2 separate regions of the Homo sapiens genome follow, and region 2 is linked to region 1. The links are chromatin contacts, found by Hi-C in ENCODE. All regions are on one chromosome and are shown on one strand. The core of a region is the stretch at or near the end of the contact, and the rest is flanking DNA. Distances in the headings are between cores, read along the strand shown.

Region 1 (2,707 bases), core at 198-2,697:
CACAATCCCCATTCCTCCCCACCCCATCTCAGCCCCAAGGTGGTCACTGGAAGGATGGTGAAATCTGTATTTAATGACACTGAAAGATGTCCACTTTATAGCATTAAGGGAGAAAAGCAGATTCCAGAACAGTGTGAATAGCGTGATCCCATTTTGTTAAAAAATTAAATCTACAGACAATGTGTATGTGTATGTATATACATACATACATAGGTGTACGTGAGTTTATGTACGCATAGAGCAGAGGCTGGAAGATTGGTGAAGATGTTAACAATGGTTTTATGGGGGTTATGGACAGTTGTTTTATCTGTATTTTTAAAATTGTTTTACAAAGAACAAGACTACTAACATAATGGGAAATAAAGTTCAAGTAATTTCAACATTTAAAAAGTGGAGCGTTTTGCGCGGCAGGGCTATTTTTTGTGTGTCCGTTCCTGGACAGCCCCAGCTCGATCCCCCGCCCCTCCTCAAGTGGGAAGCTGGGATCTGGGCTCCCCAGAGCAATGGCGGAAGCTTCGCGCAGCTGCGGGCGGGGAGAGGGACGCGGCCAGGTCGGGGGGCCGGGAGGGGTGCTGGGAATCGGAAAACACAGATATGACCGCGAAGGCGGTTTCTGCCGAATGACCAGATGATGACCCGCTGTGGGCCCAAGGCGGAGTGCGGGGAGCCCGTTCCTGCCCGCGGTCCCTCTCCCTCCCCCACTGCCACACCGGCCCCGCCGAATCCTCCCCGGTCTCCTGGGCGAGGACAGGTGCCGCCCGAGACCCCGGCCGCAGACAGATGCCCACGGTCACTCCGGCCTTCCTCGGCCCCATTCGCCGCACACCCCCTTCCTGCGGTGGCGTTTTTGTTTTAACTCTTCTGAACTGGTTACAAAACCACCCTCCCACGAATACATAAATAATGGGTGGGGGGCGATGTTTTAAAGAAATTCCCGCAAGGCCTGGCAAGGCAACAGCAACTGCATTTCTGCTGCATCATATTTAACTGTTTGCAGGCTGCTGCGGGAGATGCGCGGTGGCGGCGAGACTCGGGCTCCACAGCCCTTCTCCGCCCGGGGCCTGGCGAGACTCGCGTGGGGATTAAGAGGCAAGGAGAGGGTGTCAGCGATCGGGCGCCGGCAAGATGTGAGGGGGGGTGATAAGCGTAAGGCCGCAGCGTGCCCACAAGCCGGGCACCCATCGGGTCGGCCGGCAATTGCTCCCTCCGCCCGCGCGGCCCCTTTAAGAGCCAGCGCGCGCCCCCGCCCCGCGAGCGCCGACTTTCCCTAGCAACCGCCCCGGGGGAGGGGGAGGTCCTGGCAACCGCGCGCCAGCCGCGAGGATCACGTGACGGCCCGCAGCTGGAACGCGAGCGCGCGCCCCGCCGCGCTCCCGCCCGCCGGGGCCTGGGCGCTGCGGCGCGTGCGCGAGCGGTGCCGCACCGGCCGCGGGCGCAGGGAGTATTATGGGCTGTGGGTGCCGCTGAGCAAGATGGAGCTGTCTGCAGTGGGCGAGCGGGTCTTCGCGGCCGAATCCATCATCAAACGGCGGATCCGAAAGGTGAGCCGCCGCCCGGGGCGGGCCGCCGCTGTCCGCAGCCGGGGCCGGGGCCGGGGGCCCTCGGGGCGAAGCGGTCCCGCTAGCCCGGCTCCCTCGCCCAGCCCCGCGCCGCCGCCTCCTCGCGTCCCCGCATCCTCCCCACCCCCACCCCCGTTTTTCTCCCCTCTGTTTTTCAGGGACGCATCGAGTACCTGGTGAAATGGAAGGGGTGGGCGATCAAGTGAGTGTCGCGGGGTCCGGGGGCGTCGCGGGAGGGGAGGCAGCGGGCACCGGGGCCTGGGGTGGGGGTGCGCGCTCTTGCTCTCGCCGCGTGCCTGTCCCTCTCTGGTCTTCATCCTGATTTTGTGCGTTTGTGACTCGGCAGGTACAGCACTTGGGAGCCCGAGGAGAACATCCTGGACTCGCGGCTCATTGCAGCCTTCGAACAAAAGTGAGTTGTTGGGGAAGCTGGCAGGGGCTGCGAGGCCGAGGCTCGGCTGGGGCGCCGCGCGGGGAAGCGGGAGAGCCGGGGAGGGCAGCGCGGAGTGGGGCCCGGGAAGGGGCTCTTTTTAACCTCTGGTGTTTTTCGGCCGCAGGGAGAGGGAGCGTGAGCTGTATGGGCCCAAGAAGAGGGGACCCAAACCCAAAACTTTCCTCCTGAAGGTAACCTGGCCCAGCCCCAGCAGCATCCCCCTCTCGGGCCCCCAGCCCCGGCACAGCACGGGGCCTGGAAGGGAGGGACAGATACGCGGCCGCCCAAGCGGGCCGGCCTTTTCAGAGGGGCCCCAGCTGGGCAGGGGGTGGTTGTGAGCCCCCCCAGAAGCCCCTGATGGCAGGCCTCAGCCAGCATCAGCTTCAACAAGAGGGTTTTGGGACTGGGGATAATCCTCCCTGTTGAAACCAGGGGCTGGGGATGCCTTTAGGGCTCCAGGAAAGGGGGTGGCTGAGGCAGGTGGGGGATGCCCATGGGAAGGGGGCATTTGTTTGAGCTGTTATGACTGTGCTGGGAGTTGGAACCCAGGGGGAGAGTGAGTGGGGTCCCACCTCCTGGCAGGGCACAAGGAGAGGATTTGGGGGACCACCTGCCTCCCTGCCCCCAGCTTCCCCCGTTCAGTCTTTCAGGATTTGTTCTTCATGGCTCCCCTCCTTTCTTGGGGATCCAACTTGAATTTGACCTCAAATCATTT
Region 2 (2,707 bases), core at 132-2,631, 600 kb after region 1:
GATTTTAAAAGAATCTTGGCTGGGCGTGGTGGCTCACGCCTGTAATCCCAGCACTTTGGGAGGCCGAGGCAGGCGGATCACAAGGTCAGGAGATCAAGACCATCCTGGCTAACGCGGTGAAACCCCGTCTCTACTAAAAATACAAAAAATTAGCTGGGCATGGTGGCGGGCGCCTGTAGTCCCAGCTACTCGGGAGGCTGAGGCAGGAGAATGGCGTGAACCCGGGAGGCGGAGCTTGCAGTGAGCCGAGATCGCGCCACTGCACTCCAGCCTGGGCAACTTTGAGACAAAGAGCGAGACTTTGTCTCAAAAAGAAAAAAGAGAAAAAAAAAAAAGGATCTCCCTCACCCCTGAATTGATAGAATGGATCAGAGGGCAAGGCTGGAACAAGGGAGAGGGGTTAGCAGAACTCTGCAATAATCCTGTGCAAATACTGGACCAGGGTGGTAGCACTGGAGGAGGAGTGGCAGACATCTGAGTCTAGATCTATTTTGCAGGTAGAGCCAACAGGATCTCCTGCCTGCCTTATTGGGTAGCGGGCAGAAGGGGGGCATTCATTCACAGCTGACTCCGAGTTCTGGCCTGGGGACTGGAAGGATGGAATTGTCAACAGCTGATGGAGGCAAAGCTGAGAGGGAGCAGGTTTTTGTGTGTGGAAGTGGGGTTGGCTCAGCTCAGACACGCTGACTTTGAGATGCCTGCTGGAGCTCCAAGGAAGAGGTGTTGGGTAGACAGTTCAGGCGAGGAGTCTGGAGACATAAATACATTTGGGGATCTTGAGCACATCAATGCCAGAACTTAATTGCATTTTATCTTGTTCAGTTAACCTAGGTGATGTCTGGACCGGCAAACAGAAATGGACTAGGCGGCTTGAACCCTATCTGAAGACTTTTGCTAGTTCGGCAGCCTAGAGCCAGACGGGGCAAGAAAGAATCGCTGCTAAGCGGAGTGGGAAAAAAAGGCCTCTTTCAGTGCTTTGCCATTTCATCTGGCCTAATTGCACACAACACTCGGTCCACGTTCATTCCACAATTCCACACGCATCCTTCACTCAACAAATAGCCATTGTATTTCGTTTCATCTTCAAAACAGGCTCAAATGGAGGAAATTAGGGTTAAAAGAAGTGAAGCACCAGCGAGGGTCAGGGGCAGAGATCGCAGCCCAGAAAGCTCTCGCGGTTGGGGGCCGGTCGTAGCTGGTTTTGTGAGTGGCAAGAGAACCCGGGTCGCGCCCCAACCCGCGGGGCGGCGGGCTGGGGTTCGGGGCGGCGGGCTGGGGTTCGGGGCGCGGCCCCTTTAAGGCCCAGGCAGTGATCTCAGCCGCGTCCGCCGCCCCGCCCTCCCCGGCGGCGAGCCCAGAGCGCATGCGCGCCGCGGCTGCACTCCACTGGGCCCGGGACGCGCCGGCGGCGGCGGAGACTCCGGGGCTGCGGCGCCGCCCGCCCCGCCCGCAGAGTCCGGCTGCCGCGCATCGTCCGCAGACGCCGCCACCGCCATGGGCTCCTGAGGTATCCCGCCTGGCCGGCCTCGCCCGGGAGCCCCAAGGGGGAGCTGCGACTCCCGAGCGCGGGGGGCTGCTTGTTTCGGAGAGGCCCGCGCGAGGGACGCCCGGCTTCGGCCGCCGGCTCCCGGGCGGGGAGGGCACTACGGAGGCCGGTGCGGCCGCGGAGGGAGGGGGCATCCGTCTCCCCACCCGTGCCTCCTCTCCGCCCCGCGAGGTCGCCCGTGGGTGTGCCCGCTCCCTTTCCACGCCAACGTGGCGGGGGCAGCTCCTGGAGTGTAATCGGACCTGTCCGGGGGGCGGCCCCGGGAGAGGGAGGCGGATGGACCAAGGCGCTTTGCAAGAGGGATTGTGTGCTCCCGGGTGGGTGTGCTGGCGACTGGCACGGCCGAGTGAGTGGGGGAGGCGTCCGTGCCCTGTGCGGGTGGCAGTGACCTGGGAGGGTGGTCGGCGGGGGGCTTTCGGGGCTGCGTCGTGAGTGGAGGGTGTACACGCCCGCCACACAGGTCCGCAGGTTTGGAAGGGGATCGACTGGGACCTGGGGCTCGAAAGATGTTTGCCCCCAAAGGGACCGTGGAGACTGGTTTTGGGTGTCTGTATCCTTCCCGTGAATTGTACATTTCCTCCTGGGCACACCCTTGGTACCTCGCTTGGATCCACTTACCTCCAGTGCTGGGTGGCTCCAGGCCAAGGCAAGGCAGTTATGCTGGGGGTTGGGCATGGATTCCCAATACATATCCCCTCTGGAGGTGTTGTATAAGGCCAGACGTTTTACTCCTCCCTCCTTTCCAGGGCATTTTGGGGCAAAGCAGGTATTTGCATGCCTGATACCTGTGGTGAGGTGAAGGCCATGTATTATTTATCTGACTGCTGGTGCTTTTGTAAGGAAAGAAGCAGCAATCTGTGCCCTGGAGGCCCTGCGCTGCAGAGTCAGCCAGGCAAACAAGCTCACCTGCACCTGCAGAGGCAGCGCAGGTCTCAGAGGTGTGACTTCGTTGACAGGTTATGCCTACAGTGTCCCTTTCCATCTACCTATTTAGCTTCCTTGGTAGAACCCCTAGGCTCTGCACCTCTGAACCTTGCCTAGGGTGCTGTGCGTATCAGAGTTGGGACCTGGGACGCTGGGGTGGGAGAGCCCCAGCAGCCAGGTATGTGTGCCCACCTGGACAGAAACATTTGATGCCCAAGCCATCAAGGAGCTCTCAAG

Evidence for each region. Hi-C counts contacts between places; a loop is a spot of excess contacts on that map. Pooled maps may share reads with other maps.
Region 2: a pooled map shows a loop between it and region 1 (4-fold over the local background). The contact joins the promoter of TMEM184B here to the promoter of CBX6 in region 1. A Hi-C loop is called at or near these places in 5 of 50 pooled maps.

Annotation. Positions count from the first base shown.
Region 1 is chr22:38,870,956-38,873,662 of GRCh38, reverse strand. CBX6 (chromobox 6) reads left to right here and starts at 1,447. Exons shown (of 5, transcript NM_014292.5): 1 at 1,447-1,541; 2 at 1,718-1,761; 3 at 1,906-1,971; 4 at 2,117-2,183. The coding sequence starts at 1,473. RefSeq lists enhancers at 1-304, 141-690, 691-1,241 and silencers at 1,236-1,495, 1,526-1,675, 1,776-1,825.
Region 2 is chr22:38,271,684-38,274,390 of GRCh38, reverse strand. It overlaps TMEM184B (transmembrane protein 184B), which reads left to right and starts at 1,381. Exons shown (of 9, transcript NM_012264.5): 1 at 1,381-1,507. RefSeq lists a silencer at 1,229-1,858 and an enhancer at 1,921-2,630.